Linked DNA regions of Mus musculus: region 1 is linked to region 2. Evidence: chromatin loops called from intact Hi-C (ENCODE). Cell type or tissue: left cerebral cortex. All regions are shown on one strand.

Evidence for each region. Peaks named below come from ENCODE experiments on the same cell type or tissue, not always from the same donor. Only the 100,000 strongest peaks of a DNase experiment are listed, where the experiment ranks them.
Region 1: it touches region 2 in a loop (7-fold over the local background); 29 of 42 quality-filtered maps call a loop at or near these places.

Annotation. Positions count from the first base shown.
Region 1 is chr6:71,027,144-71,035,143 of GRCm38, reverse strand. No RefSeq gene overlaps it. Among named protein-coding and RNA genes, the nearest start is that of Gm23485, 8.6 kb to the left of the region's middle. In left cerebral cortex, a CTCF peak has its summit at 4,413 (motif pointing left); DNase peaks (open chromatin) are centred at 4,406 and 5,355.
Region 2 is chr6:71,121,609-71,129,608 of GRCm38, reverse strand. Rpl34-ps1 (ribosomal protein L34, pseudogene 1) reads right to left here and starts at 5,020. Exons shown (of 1, transcript NM_001199350.1): 1 at 4,608-5,020. The coding sequence starts at 4,999. The coding sequence ends at 4,646. Thnsl2 (threonine synthase-like 2 (bacterial)) reads left to right here. Exons shown (of 9, transcript NM_001033929.2): 8 at 246-397; 9 at 757-1,443. The coding sequence ends at 979. In left cerebral cortex, CTCF peaks have their summits at 350 and 4,254 (motif pointing right); a DNase peak (open chromatin) is centred at 4,261.

The sequences.
Region 1 (8,000 bases), 94 kb after region 2:
TTCAAAGAATAGTTCTTAATTGCTGAGCAATCTCTCCACCCCAGCATTGAATAATTATAATTCCAAACGAGTTTAGGAAGAATAACAAGACCCTATTTTTTTTAAATGTTTTTAGCAGAGTTTACTCTAGAAATGTTTTAAGTGGTAAAAATCCATCAATATTCCTATAATTTATTTTCAAGTATTTGAAGTACAGTTTGGATGGCACTTCTAATGCAGAGGACTAAGGAAATCATACATTGTTGAGCTATATACACCATCACTTTAAATATGGTCCCTCTCTTGTGAGAAATCTGTCCATCCATTCTTCCATTCTTCTTTCTATCCATGGTCTACCATTCACCCATCTACCCAATCAAGTGTGCATGTATGAATCCACACATCCATTCTTTCATTCTTCCTTTCATACACCCACCCACTCAGGTACCCATCCACCCATCCATCCCTCCATCTATCAGTCATTTCATCCATCCATCCATCCATCCATCCATCAGTCATTCTACCCATCTACCCACCTACCCATCCATCCATCCATCAGTCATTCTACCCATCTACCCACCTACCCATCCATCCCTCCATCTATCATTCATTCTGTCCATCCATTCTTCTATCCACCCTCCCACATATCATCTCTCCATCTATCAGTCATTCCATCCATTCATTCTTCCATTCATCCACCCCCATCCCCCACCATTTATCCATCTACCCAATCTTTTTTTCACATACTTTTCTTTGCATTGGTCAGTTGTTCTCTTACTCCACATGCAGCTGTTCTGATATGTCAGATGTACATATCTGCTCTTGTGTGATATCAAAAAATATTTTTGATAAATGCTGTTCACTTGTACATATTTTAGTCTGCTTCCATTTTCTCAACATGACAAGATATAGCCATCTTGAGCTATGTATGTCTAGAGTACTACTATTCTAGCTACTATAGATGTATCTGAAGCATGTCACCATTCTAGTCCCCTGATGATGAACACCTGATTACTTCCAACACTCAGAGCTTACAAGCAACACCACTTGTGCATGGGACAATTTCTAGTTCTAGTTCTAGTTCTAGTTCTAGTTCTAGTTCTAGTTCTAGTTCTAGTTCTAGTTCTAGTTTCCAGACGCTTAGTTCTTTAGAGTGGACACATCAGTGATACTCCCACTAGTTGTATGTGACAGTTCCTAAATCCACACTTCCTCAGCCATACCTGGTTATTATCCAGATATTTCATTTTTTGTTAATGCATAGCAGGAGTGTTTTCTGGAGCTGATGCCTCAGTAGTTAAGAAGGCTGATTGCTTTTCTAGAGAATCTAGGTTCAATTCCCAGCATCCACATGGCAGCTCACAAAAATCTGTAACTCCAGTGCCAGGGAATCTGATGCCCTCTTATGGTCTCTGCAGGCACCAGGCATGCATGCAAGCAATCACCCATACACATAGAATAGAATAGAATAGAATAGAATAGAATAGAATAGAATAGAATAGAATAGAATAGAATAAGGTATTAAAAGGTGTTTTCTGGTAATCCTTTTAATTTGCACTTCTCTGGTTATCATTGGTTTAATTATTTAACCTTACGTCTGCTAGCATGACTTTCGTGCCTCTTTTTTACCTATTCATGGCTGTTACATGTATTTCTACTACAGTTCCTGTATTTTTGTGTTGTTCTACAGAGTTCCTTATGTCCTTTAGACAGTAATTTCTCACTCCTTAGACTAAAAATAGACTTTTCCAACCTGTTACTTGTCACTGTGCCTCTGATTTTCTTTACCAAATACGAACCTCTCAAATTTGGTATAATCAATTTATCAAAAGGTTTTTTTGGTGGGGGGGGGTAATAAGTTACTTTTCCTAATGCTGTAATAAGAGACCCTGAGAAGCTAAACTTAAGAAAGGAAGGGTTTCTTTCTGCTTGCCATCTTAGGGTACAGCTTATCACAACAGGAAAGGGATGGGTCCTGGAGCCCGAGGCAGCTGGTCACATTCATCCACAGTTAGGAAGCAGCAGGGGCTGGAAGTTTGGGTTCTGTGCATTTTCTCCTTTTTATTCAGTCTAGAACACCTCTCCACAGAACAGTGCAGCCCACAATGGATGGGTCTTCCCACCTCAGCTAACCTGATCTAGACAATTCCTCACAAGTGTGCCCAGAAGGTTGTCTCCTAGGTGACGCCAGATCCTATCAAGTTGACCATGAAGATTAGCCACAGTTAGCCATGATTAGCCATGATTAACCATGACAGGGAGCACTTTATTTGGCTTTACTTTAGTATTTGGAGGTTTCGTGTTTTTAAACTGTCTTTCATGGCCACTGGCACAATGCTCAAAGGTTAAGAGCACTGGATGCTCTTTCAGGAGATCCAAGTTTGATTCTGGATCATTGGTGGCTCACAACTCTTTGTAATTCCAGTTCTAGGGAACCTAACAGCCTTTCCTGGCAGGCAAAGGATCCATACACATACAGTAATAATCAACAAATAAAAAACATTTTAAAGAAGAAAGCCTTCCCTCAGCAGGTGCAGACACTCATGCCAGCAGTCTCAGCTGCTCAGGATGCTGAGGCAGGAGGATCAAACGTTTAAAGCAAGCCAGGGCAATTCAGTAAAACTGCTAACAAAAAAAGGAGAGACAAGGTATGGCTCAGTTGTGAGGCACTTGCCTGAATTCAGCCCTTATTTCTGAAAAGTCTGTCTCTATTTTCTGTTACAAACACTCTTGCTATCCACAGTCCAATATTCCGTCTAATTGGTATCTTGCTTTATGTCTAGATTCTAGATTTTGTTCTATTTTTTCCTTAAATTAATTCATGTCTTAATGTGCTGAGTTTCCCATTAACTTGCCTTTAGGTTTGTTTGTCTAGGACTTTCCCTAAAGTCCCTCAGTCCACTCTCTTCCCTTTCCCAACTGTCTTAGTTAGGGTTACTCTTGCTGTGATGAAACACCATGACCCAAAAGCAAATTGGGGAGGAATGAATTTATTTTACTTCTACCTCCACATAACAGTTCGTCATCAAAAGCAGTGAGGGCAGGAACTTAAACAGGGCAAGAACCTGGAGGCAGGAGCTGATGCAGAAGTCTTGGAGGGGTGCTGCTTACTGGCTTGCTCCCCATAGTTTGCTGAACCTGCTTTCTTATAGAACCCTGCACCACCAGTCCAGGAGTGATCCCACCCATGATGGAGCCTATCATTAAGAAAATACAATGCGGGGCTGGTGAGATGGCTCAGCGGGTAAGAGCACTGACTGCATCTTCCAGAGGTCCTGAGTTCAAATCCCAGCAACCACATGGTGGCTCACAACCACCCATAATGAGATCTGAAGACAGCTACAGTGTACTTACATATAATAAATAAAAAGACAAAGAAAGAAAGAAAGAAAGAAAGAAAGAGAGAGAGAGAGAGAGAGAAAATGCACTGCAAGCCTGTCTGCCTCCAGCCTGAGCTTATAGAGGCATTCTCTCCATTGGGGGTTGCTCCTCTCTGATGGCTCTAGCTTGTGTGTCAAGTTGACATAAAAGTAGCCAGCACACTGTTAGTGTTTTTACTACTAAGCTGTGTAGAATACTATCTCAACTTCTTAAAATTGATACAGTCTCATCATGTTGCCCTAGCTGGCCTCGTACTCACAAGAGTTCTTCTGCCTCCCAAATACTGGGATTAACGGTGTTCATAAGTACACCCAGTTTTATAGCCTTTAAATGGAACTGCCTGCTAGTGAGCTAGTACTTTCCTAACTTGTATTTGGTTGGGATTACACTGAATCTGTGGATGAATGTTGAGTCAACAACTTCAAGATCGTGAAATTTGCTTCCATAACCAGGATCGTTTTCCTCTGTCATTCATTAGCAGACATCAAAGTAAAATAATTTTCCATATCTGTGTTAGTTAGTTTTTGTCAACTTAATACAAGCTCAGATCATCTGAAATAGGGAACCTTCATTGGGAAAATGCTTCATTCATGTTGGCCTATGGACACATCTGTGGGGCATTTTCTTGATTGATGTAGGAAGGCCCAGCCCGCTGTGGGCAATGTCAACCTGACCTAGTGGTACTGAGTTGTATTTAAAACAAAAACAACAAGAGCCAGCCAGTGGTCTCTGTGCTCTCTGCTTCAGTTCCTGCTTTCAGGTTCCTGCTCTGCTTGAGTTCTTGCCTTGGCTTTCTTCAATGATGGACTGCGATCAGAATGTGTAAGATGTTCAATATTGGCCCAATGTGGTGTATCTTTAAAAACAAATGTATGGAAGCCAAGAAGTCTTCTGTGGCCTGAAGACAAGGCTAGCCTCTTCTTTTAAGTACCTTGTACCCTGTTACAGAAGAAATGCAGAGGTTCAGAGACGTGAAATCACCTTCCAAATGTTGCACAGCTTATGGGTAAAATCAGCACTCGGAGCTGCCTGATTTATAATGCTGCCCTCTGTTGGCAGATCTTGGAAAAGCAGTAGTTCTGAAAGCCCTCCTTTCACTCCTCCACTCCCTTGGTGTCCAGATAAACCCGAATAACATTGAAGTTAGTACATTTTACTTACCGCTTATTCTGTGTTAAGCCCTCACTCATTAGTTTATTCATCTAGTTTTTCGGAGACAGGGTCTCATATGTAGACTACTTTGGCCTCAAACTCTTAATCCATCTGGCTCAGTTACTATTATTGAGCTTTTACTAAGTACAGTAATTTCACCCCTTACCTCATTTAGTCACTACAACCACTCTCAAAAGATAATTGTTATATAATCTTCTTTTTTTCAGACAGAAACTGAGACTCGGGCTGGGCTATGTATGGGGCTGTGCAGGCTATAATTGCAACACTTGGGAGATAGAAGCCAGGGGACCATGAACTTAAGGCCAGCCATGGCTAGATAAGACTTTCTCACCGAAACAAAGAAGGAGACACCCAACTGAGGCAGAGGCAAGAGAATCTCACCAAATTTGAGGCGAGATTAGTCTACACAGTGAGTTCCAGGCCATCTTATGCTATATAGCAGATTATCTCAAACACAGAAACAAACAAACAAACAAACCAAACAAACAAAAAGGAATAGTTTGCAGAAAGGCTGGGTATGTTCAAAGAACCAGAGGAGAGGCTGAGAACAGGTGTAATGCTTATTCGGGGTGGGGTGGGGTGGGGGGAGCATTCTCTGGGACACATAAGTTTATGTGCACATTTTGTGTCCAGATGCCTGAGGAGGTCAGAGCAAGTCTGATCCCATGGAACTGGAGTTACAGGCAGTTGTGAGCCACTTGTGGGCATTCGCAGGTCCAAACGTGGGTCCCCTGCAGGAGCAGTGACTCACTAAGCCTTCTCTCCAGCTCCTACTCATTCTTAGTAACTCACAGTGTTTACTTGATGACGATTGAACTGCAGGAAATATGGAAATCACCCTTAGGAGTCACTACACTGAAATTAAATGTTACAACTTCTCTTGGTTTGTTCTCTGAGACAGCGTCTAGTTATCCTGGTGGGGTGGACGGCTCATTGTGTAGATCAGATTGAACTCAAACTTATAGCACTCCTCCTGCCTCCACCTCCCAAATGCTGGGAGTACAGGCTCCTCTGCCTGGTTTAGTCAATGTAGGGATCCAGCCTAGGGCTTCGTGAATACCAAGCAAGCAGTTTACCAACTGAGCTGCATTTGAATCCTAGCAAAGTAACTTTGTCATGTATTTATTTGAGTATGTATGTATGTTCACACAAACATACCAAACCATGTGTGTGGACATTTCATGAACAATTTACATTAGATGGTTTTTTTTTTTTGCCTTTTACTTTGTGGGACCCAGAAATTGAACCATGATCATTAGGTTTCAAGGCAAGGGCTGAAGAGATGGCTCAGCAGTTACGAACATTTATTGTCCTTACAGAGGACCCAGGTTCCATTCCCAGCACCTGGTTCAACTGTCCGTGACTCCAGTTCCTGGAGCTCCAACGCCCTCTCCTAACCTCCTTGGGCACCAAGCACAAATGTGGTGCACAGGCATACGTATTTACTTAAAATAAATATTTTTTTTAAAAAAGGCATCTTTACCTGCGGGGCCAACTCACTAGACCCTGGGTGGTGCCACTTTGAAACCACATTTTTTTTCAATTAATCTATTTATGATGGCTTGGATATGGAGTGTTGTCACAAGCCCATGTGTTAACATTTGGCCCCTAGCTACTGGCTCTAGTTTGGAAAATTATGACAACTATAGCAGATGGGACATAGTTAGAGGAAATGGGTTGGAGAGGACCCCTTGCCCCTGAGTTCAACCTGTCTTACTCTCTGCTTCCTGTACCTGACAAAGTGAAAGGAAAAAAAAAAAAAAAAAAGTGCCTGCCAACGGCTTTGAAACTCAGTCAGCCAAACAACCCTCGGAAACTTGTGAGCCAGAATCAGAATTCATTTACGTTGTTTTCTTATATCTCAAAAGATATTTGATCACAGCAAAGATAAAAAGGACTAATACAGTATGGATAGTGATATTGATCAGTAATCTTCATTCTTGTCTGCAGTTCAGTGGCGACCATCGGGAAGATTATCAGGGTCTGGGGGATGTTGCTGATCCATAATTCCAACAGATCAGAACAGGTTCTGTGTGACTTCAAAGGCCTAGCAACAATGCAAGACTGTGGGTCGATTCCTTTTACCTAGATACATGAGGTTAGCTCATTAAACTGGCCAATTCCAGCCTGTCCAAGGTCTAAAGACTTGGTCCAGGTGCAGGCTCTAGAGTGGGCTCCAATTGCTGGCAGCTTCAGATGAACCAAGAGCAGTAAAACTCAGGTTTATACTAACCATGTGCCCAGAGGGCCACGGAGCATCTGCAGATGGCCTCAGCTACATCACCTGGACATTCTACATCCACGCCTGGAAATCCGTGTCCCTGCCGCCCACACGAATCTGCTTGATGACTGCGCCCAGTGGGGAAGGGATTTGCCCTGCATGCTGGGTGGAAGTTGTCCTGCCAGAGAACCCTGGCTTTAATTAAAGTCATTAATGAGGACAAAGGGACAGACAATTGCCCTTTTTAGGCCCCTTCTACTAGAAGTCTGGGGAATAGAGAGCCACCCTACTTCTCTGCCTCCTCCGTGCAGCAGGTTTGTGTGGCCTGCCAAACTAAAACCCAAAGCAAAGATCGCGTCTGTCCTGATTTCCTGAGATGCTCTAATGCCTTATGAGTCACTATTTGTTTTTTCTTAAGGGGTGGTGTGGGATTGGGTTTTGAGACAGGTGTAGCCCTGGCTGTCCTAGAACTCCTCTGTAGACCAGGCTAGCTTTGACTACAGGGATCTGTCTCTGCCTCCCAAGTACTGGGATTAAAGATGTGTGCTATCACACCAGGTTACTAATTTTCTGGACTACAAGCCTTTTCCCCAAAAACCTTCATGTAATAACACTAGTTACCATGTTAGGGAGTGTTTAACACATGTCCTCAAGGAACTATGGAAAAATCTTTTTTTCTCTTTCTCTCCTATAATTTCTTCTGCTAATTCTAAGAGTTTATAAAAGAATTTGTAAAATTGTATTTGTTTATTTGGATATGTAGACACTTCTCTTTGTGCATGTGTGTATGCGGTATGCATGTGGATGTGTGAGCGTGCGCATAGAAGCAGACATTGCTGTCTTCCTCAATCACCTCCCACCTTATTTTCCTTTCTTTTTAGCAATTAATTTTTAATTAATTAATTAAGTGTAGGTGTGTGTTGGCACACACCTTACAGTGTATGTAGAGATCTGAGGGCAGCTTGTGGGAGTCAGGCCTCTCCTTCTACCAGGTGGGTTCTGGGGATGTCATTCAGGTCATCAGACTTGGTGACAAGCACCTTCACCTGCTGAGCCATCTCACCAGCCTCCTCTCCACCTCATTTTTTTTTTTTTTTTGAGATAGGGTCTCTCAGTGGACCCAGAGCGCACTGAGCTTGCTAGGTTGGCTGTCCAGCAAGCCCAAGGGATTCTCTTGCCTGCCTCCCCAGCACTGGAGAAAGGATTTTTATGTGGGTTGTGGGAATTCAAACTAGGTTCTCATGTC
Region 2 (8,000 bases):
TGGACACCCATGACTTGTATCAGGCTGTAGAACAAGACTGTGTGTTAATTCATCTGCTAAATACATTGAAACGTACCCAAAACGTCTACAAATCCTTCTGCTATGTAGGCCCCAAACTGTAATTGTCTCAGAACTCATGGACTGATTTTACTGTGAGTTCCTGGTGTGGCTGTGTATGCAGCAGGGGTCTGGTCCTTCTGTGATTCACCAATCCCAATGTCCACCCCTGCCCTGTGACCTCTCAGCTTTCAGAGGCAGTGACATCTGAGTCTGTGACTGATGAGGCCATCACCCAGACTATGGCCCGCTGCTGGGAGGAAAACCAGTACCTACTGTGCCCCCACTCGGCCACAGCGGTGAACTACCATTACCAGCAGACTGACAGTGGACAGTCCAGGTACCAGCAATGCAATCTGGGGCACTGGGGGCAAGCCTCTCCCCCAAGCAGGGCATGCAAGACTAAGGATAGTGACATCAGTAGGCGTGGTGGGTTCTGTACCCAAGAACTAGAGCTGTGCTTAGAAGAGGTGTGAACTGCATCCCAGGTCATGACAGGGATGATGGGTGAACTGGGTTTTTATTGGGATACTTTGCAGGCTTACTATATAAACTAGTTCAAGGTATTAATCATGTCTTTGTCTCTCTCTGCTCTCTGCCCTACTCTGCCCCTAACCTTTCCCCTGGTACTCCTTCCTCTGTCTTCTCCTTTCCCATCCTTATACCTGTTCTCTCCTGTCCTACCCCAATCCCCAATAGCATCAGGTGCTGCCTGGCCTCTGCCTCAGCAGTCAAATTCCCAGAAGCAGTCCAGGCGGCTGGGCTGACCCCAGAGACTCCCGCAGAGATCCTGGCCCTGGAGCACAAGGAGACACGCTGTATCCCAATGCGGAGAGGAGATGACTGGACACAGATGCTGCGGGTCACCATTGAGGGCCTGTCCCAGCGGTGGAAAGATTGTGTAGTGAACCCCTCAGAATAGCCAGGCTGGAATGGGATTGAAGACTCTTGTCCCAGGGCTGGCTGGGACAAGATGTCTCAGTAGTTAGGAACTCTTGCTGCTCTTCCAGGGGACCCAAATTTAGTTCCCAGTGCCCATGTCAGGTGGCTCACAACCATCTATAACTTCAGCTGTAGGATTTTGACACCTCTGTAGGCAGTGTACTTGTACACAGATACACATACCAATATGTGATTAAAAATGATAAAGGTAAGGTGGGTGTTTTGTTTTGTTTTGTTTTGTTTTGTTTTGTTTTTTAGTTTCTTGTTCCAGCTGGATGTGGTAGCACATGCCTTTAATTCCAGCATTCAGGAGGAAGAGACAGACAGGTCTCTGCAAGTTCTAGGCCAGCCTGGTCTATATAGAAAGTTCCATGGTAAATTTGTGTCTTTAAAACTCTGTATACTCTTGTCCCAAGGAGATGTGCCCTTGCTTCTGGGGAAAGCTACTACAGTTCTTTCCTGTTTCCTTGCCTTTGTTCTATAAGGGGTAGAGTGAACTGGGGTAGAGGGGGCTGATGTTGAAAGATTCATCAGTATCCTTGCCTAATATGCAAGTTTCAGGGGCTTCACATGGCCAGCCTTTTGGACATGGGGTCAGCTTCAGCTCAAAGGGGTCAGATCACAGCCCTGTGACACAGGCCTGTTCACCTACATACTGGCCTGGGTCTTAGCATCTCTGGCTCTCAGTGTATTCAGCCACCAAACCAAATTCAGAGCCTTGGTTCTCCTGAACTTGTTTTTAACCTGCTGAAGCATTGGGGATGTTCCTCTGTTAGTTGGATGGAGGCTCTGAACGGCTCTTGGGCAGATCAGAGCTGTAGGTTGAATGTAGACCCATTGGCCTCTGAGAGGTGATGCTGAGGCCTGGGTCACATCCCTCTGCTGCACCAGGTTGGCTCAGCAGAGCAGGCAGGGGAGCAAGGAAACCTGTACTGATGGTGTGGATAGAAGTTGATCACTAAATTGAAGGTTGTGGAGAACAGAAAGTCATGGTGGCATCAGTGTACCAGCCAAGCCAGCTAGCTTTTCAGTTATTTACGTTACTGGGCTCAGATCTTATGGGCAGCAGGAGAGATTTCAGGCAAATGCAGGCCCACAAATAGCAGTAGCAATCACCATGCCTTGGATAGTGACCTTCCCTCTAGAAAGACAGAAGTGAGTAGAGGAAATATTTTTGGCACTAGAAGATGCTACTGCTCCACCCTATGGCTGCTCATCTACTGGGCCTCAGGAGCATCTTCCCTCAAAGGTCTGAGAGTGCTGGCCATCCAGGACCAATCTGATTGGTGTGTCCCACCAGAACATGCCAGATTACATCTCTCTAGTCCTGAGGGGAAGGCTAGAGAGAACCCACTACTAGAAAAATAGCCATTGAGAACCAGTATTCAGGAGGGAAGAATAGGAATACTGGACCTATTGGGGTGGGGGATGGTAGGGCCATGCTAAAGGAACAATAGTGACCCCTTACAGGCAATATAGCACATCACAGTTCCTGGAATACTACCATCCACAGTATCAGACACATGGAACCACTAGGGGCCACTTACCAAATGAGTGTGACAGATTAAATGCTCAGGGGCCACCGTACTGCTTGAGACCTATGACTATGTCTTACTATCGTTTTGCATTTGTGCATGTGCTGTTGGAGACAGGGTCTGTTGTTCACTGCTGCCTAGGGCAGTCTAGCCGGCCTGAAGACTTCCTGGGATCCCTGTCTTTTCCTCTCGTCTTGCTGCAGGAGTGCTGGGATTGCACACTGCCTCATCTGGCCTTTACTTGGGATCAGGGGATCCAAATTTAGGTTCTTGGGCTTGCAAAGCAAGTACTTTACCCTCTGAGCTCTCTCCCCAGCCCTTTAACTTTTGTAAAACAAAACAAAAGAACAACAACAACACACTGCTGACCTCCTTCTTCAGTGACAGGGTCCTGAGAGAGGACCGGGATATTAGAAGATAAAGAAGGTAATCAAGCTTGTGAGCAGGAGGTCTTGCACAAGCTATGCCTTATGCCTAGCAAGCTTATTAGAAAGTACAGCATCCTATACACTATTTCCAGAGGAGATAAGGGACAGAGTCAGCAGAAACTATAATACAGTGGGACAAAGTCACATGAGGCTTATCAAGCAGTGTTGGAGAAGGGGAGCCCAAGGTGCCTCAAGAGCAGTACAGACTGAGCACACACTGTCTCAGGAATGATAACCCCCAGTCTTTTCAGGGGGGAAGGCAAGTTCCTAGGAACGGAAGCTAACTCGTTTGAGGCCCAGGTCTCAGCCCCAGGCTGTCCTTGCCAAGTCAGCTCCTGAGCAAGGACAGAGAACTAGGTTCCTTTTGTCTTTTCATCGGGGCCTCTGAGAAAGCCTTGGATCAGTCTGGCTCTCAGCACAGACCATCCTGGGCACTGAACAATTGTTTGGCAATTTTCAGATACTTTTGTAGAGCAAGAGCCCTGTGGGCACTATTGAGGTGGTTCAGCAGGCAAAGCCCTTGTGCACATGTCTGGTCACCTGAGTTTTGTCCCTAGAACCCACATAAAGGTGGTAGGAGAGAATCTACTCACATCGTATACATGCAATAATAATACATACAAGTAAACAAATTGTAAGAGGTCATAACGTTTTCCTAATATCACCTACAATATGTCCGTTGCTGCTTTACAGAAATTAATTCATGGGATCCGGATGGCAGTGTGACAAGTCCATTTTACAAAGGAGCCAACTGGGATTCTGGGAGATGATGGCTTTGAGTTCTGTGTGAAGTGTTCATTGAAGCTACTCTGGAGAGCCAGTGGGGTTCCCTTGGGTTTCCAGCCTCCTCCTAGTCTCCACTCCTCTTTGCCCCCCTTTTCTTTATCCCTGGTCCCCCTCACCTGTCTTTGCTTTGTGTGAGAACCTGGCTGTGCTTTCCTAGACGGCCCACCTCCTAATAGTCCCACCCTCTAAAGGCCAGGCATTGAAACACATGCATGTGTGGGGGCCTTGTAACAGGTGCAGTGTCAAGATTTAAAGCAGAGCTTGGCTGCTAGGCCACCTGTTGAGGGTCACTTCTCCCTCATCTCTTATCTTCCTATTGTCTCTGATCCAAGGCTCACTCCTCATCAGGGATCATGTTGCTTGTAAAACCGATTCAGCTTAAGTATCTCTGGTTCAGACCCCAGCAGCGTGTAAGCAACCCTGCAAGCAAAGGTGAGCACTCTCTGGCTCCCTTGGGGAAAAGAAGCCTTCCAAATCCACTGGAAAGCCTGGCAATAATTCTCCCAGCCAGCAGAGGGCAGCAGAACACATCCAAAGTCCTTGCTTTAAAGTAGGTGGGGCTGGCCAATCCAACCACACTCCTGTCATTGCTCATGGGCAAACCACCTGTCTGACTTTATTTTCTGAAGTCTGGGGACCCTGAAGGTTTGAGGGTTGAACTTAGTACCTTGCACATGCTAGGCAGGTGCTCTACTACTGAGTCATATCTAGGCTTGTCCCAGAGGACAACCTCAGGTGCTGTTCAGCAGGCTCTGCCCTGTTTTATTTTATTTTTTTTAGACAGGCTCTTTCATTGTTCTGGAGCTTTCTTTTTTTTTTTTTTTTTTTTTTTTTTTTTTTTTTTTTTTTTTTTTTTAGATCAAGTCTTGATTTTTATTACTTAAAAAATGTGCATATCTATTTTGCTTTCTGACTCTGTGCTTGTGCCTTCAACACTTTCACAACGATTTTCTGCTCCTCAATAAGGAAAGCCCGCTTGATCCTGTCACGGACACACTTGGCACACATGGAGCCGCCATAGGCCCTGCTGACGTGCTTCTGTGTCTTAGACAGTCTCATAAGGACTTTGGGCCGCACAGCACGAACCCCTCGAAGTCTGCCTGGGCACACGCCACATGCGGATTTAGGTGCTTTCCCAACCTTCTTGGTGTAGAGGTAAACAATCCTGTTGCCAGGGGTTCGAGACAGCCTAGTTTTGTTAGAGGCTGTGTTGTAGGAAAGCCTACGGCGGTATGTCAAACGCTGGACCATCCTGAGTGCCTCTGAGCACCGTCCCCGGAAGAGTTCTGGAGCTTTCTAAGCAGCAAAGCTGGTTAGTCAGCAAGTCCTGGATTCCATAAAAAATAACTTAAAAATTTAAAAAAATGTATTGCATCTTATTATTGGTGCCTCTCTCTCTCCTTTTAAAAGTTCACATATGCCTCGTGTGTGTGTGTGTGTGTGTGTGTGTGTGTGTGTGCCCTCGCGTGCGTCCGTCTGTCTGTCTGTCTGTCTGTCTGTCTGTGATTTCTGAGAGAGCAATAGTAGCTGGAGATGGGGAGACCCAGTAAGCAAGCCCATGTCTGTGCAAAGGCCAGAGGAGGAGTCAGGTGTCCCATTCTGTGACTCTCCATCATATTCCCTTGAGGCAGCATCTCTCATTGAACCTGGAGCTAGGCTAGCAGGGAGCAAGCCACAACCATCAATCACCTGTCTCCACCACCAGAGAGCTGGTGTAAAACTTCTTACTGACACGCTTCCGTACTGCTTCAACTAGGAAAAGCAGACGTAAACACAGAATCAAGAAAGTCAAAATAACCTTGTCACTGTGTAACACGCATGTGCTGGTACCAAGACTGTGGTGGACTCCAGCAGTGTCCTCCCGGCACATGATCATTGTGGGTGTCTATTGATAAGCTTTTCTTCCATTTGTGCTGCAGGAACACCCTAGTCACAGCAGCTGGGAGGTCATTTCCCTTCTCTCAGAGCCAGCTTAGCCCAGTGCCTCAGCCTCCTGTGTGACAGAGTTTCTGGCTGGTGATTGTGGATTCAGATATAAATGCAGACACTGAAATTATGCAGTGACTTGATTTTTAAGTCATTCAGATGGATCTAGAAAATTATTTGAAAAAAATAGTGTACAAACTCACACACATGAAATGCATTGCTGCTGGAGAAGTGTGTGTGTGTGTGGTGTGGTGTGTGGTGTGTGTGTGTGTGTGTTTAGGCCAGAGAACAACCTCCTGTGTTGTTCCTCAGGTGCTGTCATTTTTTATTTATTTATTTTTTTTGACACAGTATCTCATTGACCTGGAGCTGGTTGGTCAGCAAGTCCTAGATTCCTGGATTCCCTTTTGAGAAATCTCTCTCTCAGTCCTTACTTCTTATAGGTGAGCAAGTTGAGTCTCAGACAGGACCTCTGCCTTAGCCTTAGTACACAGATCATCAGGGTGGGGCAAATGAGATCCAGTGTGCACAGCCATTTCTCCTGATAAGACCCTCAGTCAGTCAGAACAGACTTGGTTCTGGAGAAGGAGCCTGGGTATGGATTCTTGAGGGAACAGTCATGGTAGTGTGGGGACTTCCCTGGAGGTATCTAGTCACCAGCTTCCAAATCTGAGGAAATGAGAGAGTACTGGTGTGCACAGCCCCTGGGAAAAGCCGACGACCCTACCACTCTACATTCAGATTAAGTGCAGGTTGTCTCAACTCCATGGCCTTCCATTCCTATGGTTGTCACCTGGTTCTGGCCCTTACGCTACCAGAGAAAGCTCCCCTGGACTGGCTCTGCCTCAAACTATAGGTGCATAGGTGCAAGATGGAGAAACATGGAGCAGATGCAAATACCTTGTCCCCATGAGGATGGTGGAGCAGAGAGGGCATGACACCCTTTGTTCCCTGAGATGAGCAGTACCTGGGGGGAGGAAATAACAAGACTCATATTTAAAGCCAGGTTAGTTACATTTGAAGAGGAAGGTAAGGTGGGGGGTTTGATGAGATAGCTAAGTAGGTAAAGATGCCCCCTCATACACGAGAGAGAGAGAGAGAGAGAGAGAGAGAGAGAGAGAGAGAGAGAGAGAGAGAGAGAGAGAATTCTATAAGAGCAGGGGTCATCAGAAAAGACACTTTAGTCATTCTAAGAGCTGAGGTTAGTCCCATGAGGGTCCGGAACACACTGGTCAGCTTTGAGCACTTATGTGAGACCTCAAAGCCCTGCCTCCACAGTGACACACTTTCTCTAAAAGGCTATACCTCCTCCAATAAAGCCACATCTCTTAATAGTGCCACTTCCCATGGTCCAAGCCTAGCCAAACCAACCCAGAGCTGAAGTGGGTGGAGCTGGGGTTAAATGATGGGATGAAGAGACTGAAAACCTGCCCCTCAAACGCTAGAAGGACCACTTTCAAGGAAGTTTGGAGTATGGGAATGACACGAGAAAGAGTCACCTGGGAAGAGGCCATCCCAGCCGAGGGATCGCCCTATCAGATTGGCCCATGGGTATGTCTGTGGGGCATTTTCTTGATTAATGATTGATGTGAAATGGGCCACCGCTTGGCAGCTGGTCCTGGTTCATATAAAAAGCAAGCTGAGCAGGCTGTGGAGAGCAAGATAGTGATTGGCTCCTCCATGGCCTTTGCTTTCGCTCCTGCCTTGGCTTCCCTTGGTGGTTAACTGTGTAAAATGGAATAAACCCTTTCCTACCCAGGTTGCTTTTGGTCATGGCAGTAGGAAGCAAACCAGGACACAGGGTAAGTGAACATACTGGGGTCGGGCCTTGTGTGGGCCTCAGCTTGATGAATAAAAGGATTGGAAGAAGTGGGTAAGCATGCCTCCAATGCTCGGGTTGGTCCTTATCATCTCTAAAAGGACTTCAGTCTTCTTGGCATTAGGCGTCTGCTCTCCTGGTCTCAAGTTGCAAACTGGTAATCCTGTGATTTAAGTGTTTGCTCTTGACAATTTTCAAGTTCTGTGTGCGTGGTTCTTAGTCATGGTCCCCGCATTGCACTGTAGATCTCTTGAACCTGTTTCTTACAAACCTTAGTTTTTTGAAGATTGGCAAGATGGCTTAGCAGGTAAAGGTGCATACTGCCAAGACTGGCGACCTGAGTTCAAGTCCCAAGATCCCCAAGGTGGAAGGAAACGGAAGAAATCAACTCTACAAAGTTCTGACTTCCTCATGTGTGCTACAGCTCCTGTATGATACATTCATAACTGCACACTTATATACCCACAGCCCTGCCTGGCACAAATGAATAAATGTAATAATAGAAGT